2 separate regions of the Homo sapiens genome follow, and region 1 is linked to region 2. Evidence: chromatin loops called from intact Hi-C (ENCODE). Cell type or tissue: IMR-90. All regions are shown on one strand. Links, peaks and the distances in the headings refer to the core of each region. The heading gives the core; the rest is flanking DNA. Region 1 has its middle 99 kb from the start of KCNS3. Region 2 has its middle 200 kb from the start of RDH14.

Region 1 (8,338 bases), core at 258-8,257, 390 kb after region 2:
CTGATACATCACCAACCCCGGGCACCTTCTGCTCTACTCTACTTTTCCATTATTCACTGCCAGCAAATATGTGTTAGACATCTACTAGGAGAAGAAATAGGACTGGGTCCTAAGGAAGCTACAGAATGAATAAAGTAGTTGCTGGCCACCGAAGCTCATGGTTTGGTAGGGATATAGACACACAGCTATACACATATACACAAACACAAAATTAGCAACAAAATGTGTTGTATGGATGAGAACCACAGATAAATGCTATAGAAGTGCTGAGGGGTGGTAACCCCAAAGTTGGGCACTCAGAGTAGGAACTTATTAATAGGTCAAGGCACAGGAGAATGGAATTTGGAAAGCCTTAATGTGAGGCTAAGAAGTTCTGACTTGTCTTTTGGACTTAGAAAGGCACTGGAAATTTTTGAGCAGGCTCATGAGCAGAGTTATAATTTAGAAATGCTATTTCAGCAGCCAGGGCTGAATGGATTAGATAGATATAGAAATGAACATTTCAGTAGAAGGACTAAAAGATGAAATTGAAGAAATCTCTCAGAAAATAATACTTTAAAATTAAAAAAAAAAACAAAGGAGAGTGAGATCATAGCATGAAGAGAGAACTTCAGTAGCAAAGGGGAGACAAGATTCTGCCATTTTTTGGGAATTGCATGTACTCTGTGTTAGGCTGTTCTTCCATTGCTATAAGAAAACACTGGAGGTTGGGTAATTTATAAATAAAAGTCATTTAATTGGCTCACAGTTCTGCAGGCTGTACAAGCAGCACGGTGCTGGCATATGCTCGGCTTCTCAGGAGGCCTCAGGAAGCTTACAATCATGGTGGAATGTGAAGAGGGAGCAGACGTCTCACGTGGCAAGAGCGGGAGCAAGAGAGAGTGAAGGGGGTGGTGCTATATACTTTTAAACAACCAGATCTCACAAGAACTCATTCACTATTGCAAGTACAGCACCAAGGGGATGGTTCTAAACCATTCATAAGAAATCTGCCCCCGTGATTGAATCACCTTCCAGCAGGCCCCACCTCCAACCTTGAGGATTACGTTTCAACATGATATTTGAAGTGGACAACATCCTAACCACATCACACTCCTATATGGCTAGAGGGCAGAGTAAATTCAGGAGATATGGGACATAAGACCTGCTAAGTATTTGGAGGCTGGTTACAAAGGAATTCAGGTATCGCAAAAATAAATTTGGACAATTCAGTGAGTTAATAGGGAGCTATTAGAGGCTTTAGGGCCAGGACAGGGGTGGGCCACAGCTGGAACTGAGCTTTAGGAAGGTCAATTCTAAGCAGATGCAAGATGAACAGGAACATGACTGTGAACTTCTCACAACCTGGCAGATATTGTCATAGCCCTGAGAAGGATGATGGGCCTCCTGCATTTTCAGCCTGGCCCTAAGACTTTCTGCTTTCTGTAGTTGCCCATAAATCATGTTTGACTGGCAAAGCCAGCCCTCATCCCACATGCATATAGTCTGGCTCTTTATGAGACAGGGAGTCATATCTGACAACCATCAAGCTGGAAGGAGCTCATGGGCTCAGCAAAGCCCAATAATCTACCCATGGTGATCAAATCCAGCCTCTCTCCTCCCAGAGGCTGACTCTGCCTGACTCAGACTACTGAATTGAAAGAATGCAATTTTTTGCCTATGATGAACCCAAACAAATCCCCTTAAAAATAATTCATTGAGGAGTAAGGAAAATAGAATGCAGTCATCCTTTACTTTCTAAAGTCTTTGGGTTTGAGGAGAATGGCTAAAGGATGCAAATTCTCTTAATCACAGCAGGCATTCATTTGCCAGCAGTGTTTTGAGTACCTACTCTGCAATATATTCTTCCCAATGAAGGATTTGGGTGTATATAAGCTTTCGGTTGAATCCATCTAAAAAGCAAAGAATCTTCTCCCAATTTCTCTGTTTCCTAAGTTTGAGTTTTTGCATGTTCAAGTGTTAATTTTAAGTGACAAAATATGTGCAAGGCCTGCCTAATGTAAACTATAAAACATTACTGAGAGAATAAAAGGTGACCTAGATAAATGGAGAGATACACTGTGTTCCTGGATCAGAAGACTCAATATTATTAAGATGTCAACTCTCTCCATATTGACCTATAGGTTAAATGCAATCCCAATCAAAATCCCAACGAGGTTTTGTTTGTCAAAATTGACAAGCTGATTCTAAATGTATAGGATAATATAAAAGTTGTACATAGTCATATCAACCTTGAAAAAAAGAACAAAGTTGTGGCACTTATCCTATCTGCTTTCAAGAATTACTATAAAGCTACAGTTATTCAGACAGTAATAGTATCTTAAATAAAGTGTGATATTGGCATAAATACAGCCATATTTAGCAATAGAACAGAATAAAGGGTCCAAAAACAGAGCCACAAATGACACAGGCAAAGTCAAATAAGATACAGTTTCTACTTTCAAGAGGTTCAGAGTCTACATGGAGATTCTCAGCAAGTTAAAAATTACAATTCAGTGTGACACATACTACTAGAGCCCAGATACAGGGTCTCCAGCCCACCTGAGGAGATGGATCTACAAAGTTTCCCTAGGGGAGGTATTGTCTGGGCTGAATGCTGAAAGATTAATCAGAGTTTGCACGATGAAGAGGTGAGAGTCATTGGTAGAAACATATGGGGAGGAGCAGAGACACAGATGAGCATGAGACAGCCTGGTCTCCACACAGACCTGGAGAACGGTGCATGCCGGAGTGTGGAGAGGCAGGAGAACGGAGAGGAAAACCAGCAGCCACATTGTGACAAGCTTTATGTACTAAGACAAAGGGTTGGAATTCATTCCACAGGTGATCAAAAGCCATTGAAAACTTATACACAGGGCTGTGACATGGTCATTTTTGTGTTCTGAAATGTCATTCCACTAGAAGGATAAAAAAAACAACAAAGGTAAATTAGGATTGGAGGTAGCAAGACCAGTCAGGATGCTATTGAAATATTCCAGTTGGGACATAGTGGAGCCTTAACCTACCCTAAACCTTAACCTAAGTGAGCATATGATATATTAGAGGGATGTGTGAAAGGCATAATCAGGAGGAATTGATAACTTATTAGATGTGTGGTGGAGAAAACATAGGAAATGACTTACAGGGTTTTATTTTCTTGCCTCTTTTTTTCTATCATATGTAACCTAAATTATCTGGTTTACATTTAAAAGTGAAAACAAAGCCCTCTTTGAGTAGGTGACCCCATACAAGCACAGAAGCTAGTAAATCTACAGGGTACTACGCTCACCACCACCTGGGTGACTGATTGACTGATTCAATCATACTCCAAACCTCGACATCACTCAACATACCCATGTAACACATCTGTACATGTACCCTCTGATTCTAAAAGTTGAAAGAAAATAAAAGAATCTGGAACTGAGATTTAGGAAGGTCAATTCTAAGCAGATGCAAGATGAACAGTAACATGACTGTGAACTTCTCACAACCTGGCAGGTATTGGCACAGCCCTGAGAAAAACGTCGTGGTGCACTTCACTCACAGCACTGCAATATCTCCTACTGTGTCCAGTTCATATTCATTTGCCTGCAGGGAATTCTTAGATCCTGCCCACCAAGTGTGTAACGGAGTATTTACCCAGCAAAGGCGCAGAATGTGATTCTGGAATTGTGCTTGGCCTCAATGGGGGTTAAAATGAAAACACTCTGAGCCAGTAAAAGGAGACATCAGCACACCTCAATCCAAGCTTCCATTTTTTCCTTTCCTAGTAAAGCTGTAAGGCCCTTACTGGTCTGCAAATGATTTATCTGTTTCAAGTCCTGCCAAACTTTGGACCAGCTCTCTCCAGACACTAGACTATAAATGGCTGAAGAAATAACAGGAAAGAAGCAGAGTTGAAAGGCCAGTGGGCAACTGGTTTTCTTTAGCTCTGTCTGAACTGAATAATCAGCCAACTGGGGTCAGCCCAGTCATGTGAATCCCACCTTTTGTTACTCAGGGAGACAACTCATGTGACCTCATCTCAGAGCAGTCACTGGGACTGGCAACGTTCTCAAGAGTCTTAAGCCCCACCGCATATATTCCTAAGAGCCACCAAGACTACTGTTTATTTCTTCATAAGCCACAAAGAACATTCCACTGTACAAAGTCAGCTTATTACAAGTTTTTTTAAGAAAGGAAAAAAAAAGGAGGAAAACCTGGATAATCTCTCATTGGCCTGATCCCATTCTGTTGCAGAAGGAGGAAGGAATGCAGTGTGTGGCTGCTCAAGTGACCCCTGAGAAGCTGGATCCTGGCTGCTCCAGAGGAGGAGCCATCTGTTTATAGGACTGGGTGGTGCCATGGGTAGGGTCAGGCGACAAAACAAACAGCTACAGTAGTTTCTTTCCAAAATCACTGCCTCGCCTACTTTTTGCTATCTGATACTACTGAGATGCCTATTTTCGGAATCAAAAGCACAGACAGCCTTTCTGGAAGCACCTGTTTACCTACTCAAAATAGAACAGAAATAGCCTCAAAACCCCTCCTCTTGCTGTCCTGAAGGAACATGTGAGTCAGACAGAGTTGGGTTGGGACCAGTTCCCAGTGGGGACTGTGGGGAAGAGGCTCTATCGCAGTCATCTGGGCTTTTTCAAACTATACCTCCTATCCCAATTAAAGGGCTATGGCTACTTCCCTCACCACCTTTTGAGAACTCCTGCTGTTGTAAGCCACCAGTTGATGTTGGCATAACCTTCATGTATGCATAGTGGGTGAAGGGGCTCCGAATAGCACTCACTGGCAGGGCAGCAGTTGGAGAAGGCTGCCTGTAGGCTGAAGTCTGATACCCATCTTCTGTGGTCTGAATATAGTTTGTTTGCCCCTACCAAGACTCATGGTGAAGTCTGATCCCCAGTGTTAGAGATAGGGCTTGGTAGGAGGTGTTTGGGTCATGAGGATGGATCCCTCATGAATGGCTTGGTGCCATCCTCACAGTAGTCAATGAGTTCTTGCTCTATTAGTTTCCATAAGAACTGGTTGTTGAAAAGAGCAGGTAATGCCTACTTCTTTTTGCCTTCCCCCATGAGTGGAAGCTTCCTGAGGCCCTCACCAGAAACAGATGCTTATGCCATGACAGGCTGCAGAGCCACGAGCCAAATAAATCTCTATTATTTATGAATTACCCAGCCTCAGATATTCATTAATAGCAGAACAAATGAACTAAGATCCCATCCCTGAAAGAGGTGAGGCAAAATTATAAACCCGATGCGGAATACAAAGCAGAAAATTAAATCAGGACTCAGCAGGCTGTTGGCAAGTAAGAGCTCCAATCACCAAATTAAAACAGAGCAAGAACCAATTACAAAGCCCTATGTTGTTGTGTTAGTCAGTTTGGGCTGCTATTACAAAAATGGGTGGATTAAACAACAGAAATGTATTTCTCAAAGTTCTAGAGGCTGGGAAGTCCAAGATCAGGTGCCAGCATGGTCAGTTCTGGTGAGGGCCCTCTTCCTGGTTTGCAGATGGCCATCTTTTTGCTGAGTCCTCACATGGCAGAGAGCAGAGAGAGAAGCAGCAACCTTTCTCCTATCTCTTCTTATAAGGTCACTAATACTATTGTGAGGACTCCACCCTTATAACCTAATCACCTCCCAAAGGCTCCATCTCCTAATATCATCCCACTAGGGGTTAGGCCTTAAACATACAAATTTGAAAGGGACATAAACATGCAGTCCAAACAGTTACATAGTATACCAGAGATATTTATTGCTTAACAAAATCTATGTGCTTTCTTAAATTTCCAAAACCCCTTGCAGTTAGCAAAGGCCACGTAAACTAGTTCTAGCCAATGGGGAGTGAGCAGAAATGATGTGTGTCATTTCCAAGTGAAAGCACTTAAGAGATGAGGCTCACCCTCCAGCTCACTCTCCCTCTGCTAGGTAACCTGAAAGCCCACATGCTGTGGCTACAGGATGCACGAAACTGAGCTCTTTAAGTTACTGCTTGAAAGAAAATTATCCTACAGTGCTGCCAGACTCATGAGTGAGAAATAAACTTTATGTGTTAAGCCACTGATATTTGAGGGTTGGTTTGTTACTGCACTAAATCCTAGATTAGCCTGACTAACAGAGATAACAAGCAAGAAGTCAAGGCAGAGACTTAGGCCTGGAATTGTCACAAAATAGCTTCTGTCACTGAATCAAGGTAAAGCAAGAATCCAGCAAGAAACAGAGTGAGGTCAGAGCAGTACTGAAGCCAGCTTGCCTGAGAACAGAACCCCTGAGCCCCTCACTTTGCTTCCACCTTGGGACTGGGCTGCTCTGAGACCCTAGGACAGGTATGAGCTGGGGATGGGGCTGAGTGGCCTCTAGGACTATAAAATTAAAAATTTGGATTTGGTGAGCTCTAAAACACTTTACAGGTTAGACTATCTTGTATAGGACTTGTGTGAGAGCATAGGAAGAACCTGCAAGACCACTGAACAGACAGAATCTGCACTAGAAATAATATATGAGAAGTCTGAATACTCAAGTCAGAGAGTTTCCAAAAATTTTGACTGTGCTTATTTATCCAGTTATCAAAAGCGCAATAACACCACCGGTTCTTCAAAGGTATTATATACTCAAAATATTTCTCCCTTTTTATCTCTGGGTAAGATGTAGAAAATTCACCTGATAAGCTGGCCAACTTTGAAAACAATCATTCTTAACACATACTCAAAGGAAGACACCTTGAGGAAGCATGAGCTCTTATTATATCAGATAATTGGCTTCAGATATCAGCTTATCTGCACTGAATGAGAATTATGTCTCCAAGAGTTTCTATACTTATCAACTACTAAGCTCGTCTTCAGAGATGCTTAACTATAAAATATATCACCTCTGTAAACTATTATGCACTATTGATTTTTTTCTGCCTATGTAAAAGTTTCCCATTTCCCTGTCACTTGCTGATCATCCTGTTCGTTTTTATATACCTAATATCTGAGTAGTTCAAAGGCCTCACATTGAATTTGGTTTATGTTCCTCAAAAGGAACATTCTGCCTTTTATTAAAGGAGATTGCCTGTGAAAATATAGCAAGGATGGCTCTTCTAAATGATCTACTACCAAATTCAATTCACATTCTACCTTGTACCTTATCACTCTTTAAAATCATTGTACAATGCAGGATAGTGAAAAGAACGTGGGTTTTGTTTCAGACAAATCTAGTTATTAATTCTCAGCTCAGAAATTCCTTGGCTATATGAACCTCAACGTGATATTTAAGCACTTTCAGCCTCCAGAAAAATGGCATGCCAATGTCTTACAGAATTTTAATAAAAATTATGTGCCTACCATACATAAGGTGCTCAAAATAGTATTTATTATTATAGAATGTTAGAGCTGAAAGCACCTTAGAGCTTATCTAGTCTGACTCCTTATCTTACAGAGGTAGAAATAGGGACTTGCTTAGATTACTTGAGGGTTTAAGGATCTCTTCGAATTTCACTACAGTGTTGCAGTTGCCCCTTCTACTCCTCTGCCCCAGTTTTCATCAAAGACATCCTAATTTATAATTCCAGTGGAGGTGTTTTCCTTGATATTTTGCTAGACCTCGCTGCTGCATTCATTGGCTGAGTATTTCTAAAAACTCTGCTCTCAGGGCTCTCAGGACCTCTCACTTTATTGAAATGCCAGGTCTATCTGATAACATCTTTGTCTCCTTAATTCTGGTGTGCTACAGGGTTTTATCCTGGGCCACTGTCTTTCATACTCCTGTATAGTTACACTCCTGTTTTCTATAACTCCTATGATAATAACTGGCAAATTTGGACCTCCATCCCAGAGCTCTTACCCCAAGCTCTGGACAGTCAGCTCTGACTAGCTGCTCAACCATCTACCTGGAGCTCCCTCAGCCCCTTCATGTTCAACAGCACTGAAAGTTAATTCATTAGACTACCCCCAGGTCCATGTATTTTTCCTCTTATAGGCTCTTCTTCAGTAAAAGGCACCTCCAACCATCCAAACACTCAATCAAGAAACTTAGGACTCATTTTTTAATTCTCTCTTTCCATGCCCTGCTCCTGTACTAAGTATTTCCAAAATCCATTCCCTTTTGTGCACCAACACTACCCTTGCTCTAGTTTAGGTCTTCATTGTCTCTCCTTGGAATTGCTTCTGCATCCATCTTAAGTGGTCTCCCTGCTTCTGAATATATACCCCTCATACCCATCATCCACAGCAAGCAGAATAAATTGTCTAAAACAATGCTACTTAAAGTATGGGCGTTAGACAAGTGGATAGTTTCCAGACATAACAAAATAAGAAGCTTCTGCCAGAATGAAAAACCACATCACTTATCTTGCTCTTTAAGTTTAGTAGACTTTTGTTTTTTAA
Region 2 (8,338 bases), core at 260-8,259:
CATAGAGGCAGATTGAGAAGGCAGACAATATTTTCTATAACAGAATTAATGTAATTCTAAAGTAGAATTGACAGATCACAGATCCTTACTGCTGCAGCAAGTCTCTGAGGTCATTGAGTCCATGAGGATTCATTAATTTATCAATAAGATGTTAACCTGTGCCAGGCATCTTGCAAGAATCAGAGATATTGGGATGAAGCAGAAATTATCCCTACCTTCAATGATCAGGGCAGTGTTATGGAAGGAGCAATGCATGGATCTGACCTATATAATGCTGCACACTGATGGCCAATGATGTGGCCAAAGGATCTGGCCTAAATTCCATCAACAGCAAACTATGAATTCTTAGACTTGTCTTATAATTCCTTTGAAACATGTTTACTTATTTGAAGAAGAAAAAATTTTAAAGAGGCTACAGAGATAGCTTAAGGTCAAAGACCAGGCAAGTGAGTGTGCCTCCTTTTTCCTGAGATCCCACTGAAATAAAAAAAATAAGTAAAATAAAAGAACAAAAAAGAACAAAAACAAAAAGAACAAAAAACAATAGTGATGAAGAGAAAGAACTGGAGGATAGAAATGTTATTTATATATAGTTGTAAGAATTCTAAAGAAAATTGGATATAAAATGAGGTGACAAATAAAACGGAAGGAGAATGTCCAGCAGATAATATACCACGAGAGCCGCCAGGGCAGTAGAAGCCCACCTACCCAAAGGACCTCAGAAAGGCACTGCATTCAGAGTCAGCATATGTGTTGCTTGGGGGAGGACAGAGGCAGGAATTAAAAGTTGAGTAGAAGACAGAAGGGGCAATTGAAGGTCAGTATATTGGACAGTTGAACAAAATGTGTTGTGGCTTTTCCTGCCCCACCCCTCCACAACCCACACCCGCTCCAGCCCACAGAAAACAGGCAGCCAATATCTAGCAAAAGGTAATACATGAGGTGGATATTTCTAACAAAATCAAATGGAATTCTTTGAATAATCTAATTCTTCTACCATAACTGTACAGAACCTAGACTAAAACCTTTTACTTTCTGATGTAGAATGGCCAGATTTCAGCCCTCTCAACCCATGGTTAGCATAATCATTAACATGTTCTACCTTGAGATCCTAGATGTAACTCCAATCCAGGTGAGAGCCCTAGCCAGGGAACTAACTTTAATGATGCTTAAAGAAAACCATCTCACAGAAGCAAAATAAATATGACATCAGATTTCATGTTGGAAAAATTGCAAATTAGAGGACAGTTGAACAACATCATTAAAATTCTAAAAAGAAAAACCTAGAATCCTTTACCCAATGAAAATACTTTCAAAAATGGAGGCAAAAGAAAGCCTTCAAAAACACAAAGGCTGAAGGAACTAATCACCAGCATATATATAATATAATAAATATTAAACTAAGTCTTTCAAGCAGAAGGAAAATAATATCGAATGGAAATTTGGTTCTGCGCAAAGGAGTAAAAAGTACCAGAAATAACTACATGAATAAATATAAATACTATTTTTCTTATTACTTAAATATATTCAAAAGATAATTGACCACTTAAAGCATAAGGAATAACAGTAATTTGGAATTTTTACTTGATCGATGTACAAGTAAAACATATGACACTAATAGCATAAAAAAGCAAGAAGGGAGAAACGGAGGCATGATGTCATAGGTCTTATACTAAAAGGTAAGTGGTGTACTACCACTGGAAGGTAGCTGTAAATTAAAGATAGTGCATTAGCCCATTCATGGTGCTATAACAAAAATACCAGAGACTGGGTGTCTTAACAATAGTAGAAATGTATTGCTCACAGTTCTAGAGTCTGGGAAATCCTAGATCAAAGGGTTGGCAGATTCGATGTCTGATGAGGGCCTACTTCCTGGTTCATAGCTGGACATCTTTTCACTGCATCCTCACATGGTGGAGGGCATGACCGAGCTCTCCAGGGTCTTTTGTTATAATATAAGGGCACTCATTCCATTCATGAGGGCTCTGTCTTCATGACTTAACCTTCTCCTAAAAGCCATACCTCTAAACACCATTACACTAGGGGTTAAAATTTCAACAAAAGGATTTCGAGTGGGCACCAACATTCAGTTCATAACACACATCTAATAGATGTGCTCATGAATGCTTCACACGTCCTCCTCCTGCTCTGGCCTTTACTTTGGGAGCATGAGTTATTGACTTTCCCCAGAACCACAGACAGGAGAGCAGCAATTCATCTGTCCTGCTGGCAGCTTGCACTGAAGGCAATGGCTGCCTCCACATTCTCTAGGTGACAGGCTATCACACATGGCTTTCATCTGATTCCCCTGCAAGATTTGGGCTGTGGAGAAATAGAATCTTTTATCCAGATATTTTAGTGCATAGAATTGTGTGTGATTAAATCATTTATCCAGAGCTTGTACCTAAAGCAGGCCCTGATATGAACCTAAACCTGTATTCTAGGCCTCCCCACATTCACCACATCGGGGTCTGATACTCCCACCACAGGGGGACTACTTTCTTTTTTATCATGCCTGTGAGTTCTTTGAAATCAAAAGCGGAATGTTATCCCTGGCTGGGGCTTTAGAGATCTAGTGTTACCCCCTTTTTTTTTTATTGCAACATAATATTTGTACATACTGATGGGGTACCTGTGATATGGAAGGGGGGCAGGGAAGTGCTGAGTAGAGAAAGGTGCCCTCCCTCGCTAGGGCTCCACCCCCGGGCCTGTGCCCATAGACCTAGGTTTGGACAGGCACTGCTGTTTTTGTGCCCAAGTGTTGCATTTTCTATGACCACCCTGGCCTGCCACACCCCCATCCTATGCCTATGAAAATCCTGGGGCCCTAGCAGGCACAGACATGAGCAGCTGGACATCAAGAAGAACAGACCAGTGGAAGAACACATAAGTGGTTGGATGTCGAGAGAAGCAGAGGGGCAGAAGAACACACTGGCAAACACCAGGAGACACTGGCAGTCACCAGCAGATGCCGGCAGGCCACCTATGGTGGGACAATGCAAAGTTTGGATGAAGACAGTTGGAGAAGAGCCGCTGCTGAGCATCCCGACTCCAGGGGAAGACCACCCCGACTCCAGGGGAAGACCACCCCACCTCTGGCTCCCATCCATCTGCTGAGAGCTACTTCCACCACTCAATAAAATCTTGAACTCATTCTCCAAGCCCACGTGTGATCCGATTTTTCCAGTACACTAAGGCAAGAACCCAGGGATACGGACAGCCCTCTGTCCTTGTGATAAGGCAGAGGGTCTAAACTGAGCTGATTAACAAAGCTGCCCACAGACAGCAAAACTAAAAGTGCACACGCCCCAGGAACTGTAAGCATTCACTTCCAGATGCCGCCATGAGGTCGGAGACCACACGCCTCACAACCTGCCCATCTGCATGCTCCCCTTAGAGGTTTGAGCAGCGGGGCACCAAAGAAGCGAGCCACACCCCCATCACACACCCTGTGAGGGGGATAAGGGAACTTTTCCCGTTTCACATATAATATTTTGTTACATGCATAGAATGTGTAGTGACCAAGTCAGGGTATTTAGGCTATCTATCACTGAGTGCATTTATCATTTCCGTGTGTTTGGAACATTTTAAATTCCAAACATTTGAGCTATTTTGAAATATAAAATACATTGTTGTTAACTATAGTCACCCAACTCTGCTACCAAAAATTAGGTCTTATTCCTGCTATCGAACTGTATATTTGTAACCACTAACCAGCCTCTCTCATCCTGCAAACACACCCTTCTTCACCTCATTTTACAAATGGAATTAGAAGAATAACAGGGTTAGGGACCTTGCTGAATGTACCTGAAGGTGAATGAATGTCAGCCTAGAACCAGTGATCCCTGATCTGTGGGCTGATGCTATGTCCGCGCTCCCTGACATTTACAGGACCAAGTGACCATGAACTCAGGACTATGAACCTCATCCAGGGACTCTCCCAATAGGCCCCGAACCCATAGGAATGACCCCCTTTCATTCAGCTTCTTCTAGTTCAAAGTACTTCTTGAGATTCCTTAGGATTTCTGTGAGCTGAGCTGTGTCATGGCTGCAAATTTTAACTGTACCAGACATAGTTCTTACTATGGTAAAAAGCAAACAGACATTTCCTATTATTGGTCTCCATAACCTTTCAAGAATCCAGACTGATAAATGTCCCTGGCTGTGGGAGGTGACTGACAGGCAGGAGCCTGGCAGCGCGTTGTCACAGGATGAATGACAGCTGAGGGCCTGTAACCTTTTCCGGTCATAATAGGGAGACAGAAATGAAAATGTTGTGTGGAGCACATCAGATTGTGATTCAGAGCAGGGAGGTAAGGACTAGGAGTCTATGGACTTGCAGAGGGAGATGAATAAAGATGGGTGCATGCACAGGACAGCAATTTTAGGCCCACCACATGCTGGGCATCATAAGGGGGATGAGATGGGAAGACGTGCATTTCTGTGAAGAGCTGATTGTCCCAGAAAAGTGGCATCAGCATTTCTATAGACTCAGCCATGGCACTGGTTGTTCATACATTTGTCATGTGATTTCCTTTAGGATAGAAACTATCTATCGTTCATGTAAAATTGACCTTGAACTCTGTAAGGAAGGTGGATGATGTCATCTGTCATATCATAACTCATTACAAAATATTAGTTTCAGGCTTTGTGTTAAGTGTTAGGGAGCAACAATGGTTGAGATAGATTCAAATATGTTCTTCACTCTCATAGAATTTACTTAGATAAGCAAGTATGAGTATGTGCATATGTGTGTGTACACTCATACATATATATGTTTACATGCATAAATGTGAGCTTAGTAAGTGCATAGCTTTCAACCAAATGATGTGTTGGGAGACCAGCCCAAAGATTTCAGCCAAGCAACATAATACACTGTGGTGGAATGAGCAAGGGCTTTGAAATGTGACCCTTGCCACTAACTGTTCACATCATTAGCGGGATTATTTAACTTTTTAGATTTCCCCCACCCTGTCCAACTTCCACACTTATCTATCCTATTGCAGGGTTATTGTGAAGGCAATGGGTGGGGTGTAATTTGCAGAGGGACATTTCAAGCAATAGTCATGGAACAGTGATGATTCTGTGGCTCCTCAAGATGTCCATGAAACTAAGACAATGTAGAGAGTATGTGCCATAGACACTGGCATGTGGCGGACCCCAAGAGCTTGGTAATGAGAAAATTATGATTACCTCTGGTACTTACACTGCAAAACCAATACACCATGGGTTATGCACAGTCATGCAGGGCCACCTTAAGAAAATAGAATACCTCCCAGGTGTAAAACTTCCAAAGGTACCAACATTTTATCAGAAGGTGCTGGTAAGCCTCCAAAGCATAACAAAAGTAAGGTCACCCAGGGACTGCCCTTAGGAGAAAGGACTTGAGATAGATAACATGGTTGTGGCCATCTCCACTCTGCCGGGGAGGAAAACCCCCAACACAGAGGTGGCCACTTCAGAGCTTGATGCTATTGCATTTCCAGATAATTTGCCTGAGTTTCCATATTATGAGTTCACTTATCTGATCTTTTATCAATTCTGCCTTCTACATTCCTCAAATGTATCCACTTCTACCTTCACCTTTGCCCCCACCATATTTCACGCCACCAGTGTTTCTCACCGCACCAGCTTCCTCACTTCTGTCTGTACTTCCAGGCCCACCCCCCGCCCATCTCCCTTCCAATAATTCCATGCACCACAGCCAGACAGATCGTTCTAAATCATGAATTTCTTGTTACTTTCCTGCTAAATCCCTTCAGATAGGTTTCCTATTATGTTCAGTATGCAATCTGAATACCCTGACGTGGTTAAAGGGCTTAATAGGCTGGCTCTGCCACACTCTGCAGTATCTATTCCAACCTGCTTTCCCCTCTGGATATAATCTCCTGCCACAGTGCACAAAGGCCTGCCTCCTTTATGGTGTACTCACCTTCCCTGCTTCTCAGGTGATCTGTTACACCGTCCTCAATTCTTCCTGTGAATATCGCTTTCCTGGGCTGGGTGCCCCTTCTATGTGCTCTCAGCTCCAGCACCTGCCTTCACGTCTGCCTTTTGCACATCAGATGGGACTGCTTGCTTGCTTTTGTGACTCACTGGCAAGGTGACTGTAATCCTTGTAAATGAAGAAACTGTGGCTTCCCCCTCTATGCTCCAGGTTCCCCATCTGAGAACTAGGAATGAGGACAGCAGTGAGTTCGCAGAGCTGTGATGAGAATCAAAAAAGCTAATGATCACAAAACACTTAGTTTCTGACAGAGAATAACTATGCGAGTGCTTATTTATATATAACATAAGAAATCACATACAGAGAATATAAAGTCATACTTTTGCATATAGTTATTATTACTATTACACTTCTTTTCCTGCTATAACTTTAGAATACTGTACAGTGCATGGCAAAAAGAAGTCTCAATAAATATTTGTTAAATAAGAAAATTAGTTTCATACATTCCATGTAACCATCTGATTTTTATTTGATTTCTTATGTCTCTTGATTACCAGGGGCAATTTAACCTTGCCAGGACCAAAAGCAAAACAAAACAAAACAAATAAACCAAAAAGAAAATCATCTTGTACAACTAACAACCATACTTTTCTAAACGCCACTAAATGGTCATTTTTGCTTTTGTATATTAGTCTCTTATAAGATCTGTTAGGGAGTCAGTCTCTCCAAGCCAGTTCAACTCTGGGAGTATTGAACTTGAAGGGCTGAGGATGCAATCATGTGTGCTGGTGAAATCACTAAAGGTAACACTGCTTTTCAAAGTTTTGGTTTTCTGAACTCTCAAGCCACTCCTCTTCCCAAATATCCCATTGTAAGCCTTCCTCAAACTTATTCCACAAGTACTTCCACATTCTCTCTCGCTCCCCTGTAAAAAGGGGGGAGGATGGAGAAAAATACAAAACAGACAACAGCTTCACTTTCTATACTACTCATTAGCTGAGATAGTTTGGAAGACAGGAGACTGCAGCGTTTGGGCAGCGGGAGGTGCAGGCCACGTGGTGGATCTCAGGGAGGCTGGCAGGAAGGTAAGAGCATGGCTGTTGGCCAGTGCAAGTGAATCCCAAATCCCAAACGAACTGGCTGTGGGCACTGGGCAATGATAATAGCCAACCTTATTGATCATTTTTCATCCTCTGGTGCAGTGTTAAAAACACTAAGCAGGGAGGTGGGGGGCTAATTTTTTTATTGTACTTATTTTTCTTCAAATAAACTTTATTGTTTATTTGAGAATATTAAATATTTGAGAATTACAGCATGACATTATGGGATACATGTAGGTACACAGACACTAAACATAAAAAGTAACTGAGACATTGAGAGCTTAATCACTATTCCAGAAATCAAAGAGCCAGTAAGAAGCAGAGCTGGGATTCAAAGCCAGGCAGCTTGACTATAGGGCTTGTACTCTTTACCAACAGTCTCTCAGTTTTCCTCTATCAAAAATGGGCCCATTACCCACATGCTATAGGATTTTTGTAATCATTACAGAAAATGAATATGGCAGGCACATAATAAACAGTGGCTACGTCAACCACCAACTCTGGGATCTCTAGCAATTTCCTTTGCTTCTGTGGTCTTCAGGTTTCCCGAGTACTTAATGAAAAGGATAGAGAAGTAACTCAGAATTCTGAGATTACAGCTTACATCTGCCCAAGAGCAATATGTTTCCCTCTTACTGAGGTGTCAGTCTACTGGCCCTCATCCTCTGAGGCATTTAAGCCTAAAGGCCAAACCTCCCCCATAGCCACCTATATCTCCAATTATAGCTTGTGAACTTAAATAGAGCCACTGCATACTCATCATTTTGATGGTTGCTTGCTAAGCTGTCTTTTAAGGTATGAAAAACTCAGAGTATAGAAAGAGGAATGAAAAAAGAATTACAAGATAGAGAGATGGACAACAGTCTCCAGCCATAGATTGATTAATGGTCCAACTTAAACTTGGAATTAGACAACCCACCGCATGGGCAAGAGAACTCATCTCCGAAGAATCTTCTAGCAAATCTGTCTAATTAAGGAACACCGATGACAAGCCAAGCCACATAGCTTTCATGGCCCTGACCCATGCTTGGGACTTCAGAAATGTCCTAACATCACTGGATACAAACATCACAGAAGTTCTTGTATGACTTTCTCTGCAGGTAGTATTGAATCTGGGAAAAAAGCATTCCAGAGTAGAACATTGTCCCAACCACCTGGTAACCTGGGTTGGCCCTGTCTCAGAGAAGACAAGGGAGATGGAGTTTGGGGCAAGATGCCATTTATCTGTTGTATTCTCAACCTCACCTCATCACCCACCCACCTAGGAGTGCCCTTGAATGGTTTCAACCCA

The links. Hi-C counts contacts between places; a loop is a spot of excess contacts. Peaks named below come from ENCODE experiments on the same cell type or tissue, not always from the same donor. Only the 100,000 strongest peaks of a DNase experiment are listed, where the experiment ranks them.
Region 1: it touches region 2 in a loop (4-fold over the local background); 2 of 110 quality-filtered maps call a loop at or near these places.

What each region holds. Positions count from the first base shown.
Region 1 is chr2:17,973,159-17,981,496 of GRCh38, reverse strand. No RefSeq gene overlaps it. Among named protein-coding and RNA genes, the nearest start is that of KCNS3, 99 kb to the right of the region's middle. In IMR-90, for the core only: no CTCF peak of the experiment used is centred there; DNase peaks (open chromatin) are centred at 1,636, 4,056 and 4,526; H3K4me3 peaks cover 232 bases; H3K27ac peaks cover 930 bases.
Region 2 is chr2:18,359,402-18,367,739 of GRCh38, reverse strand. No RefSeq gene overlaps it. Among named protein-coding and RNA genes, the nearest start is that of RDH14, 200 kb to the left of the region's middle. In IMR-90, for the core only: no CTCF peak of the experiment used is centred there; a DNase peak (open chromatin) is centred at 4,839; H3K27ac peaks cover 689 bases.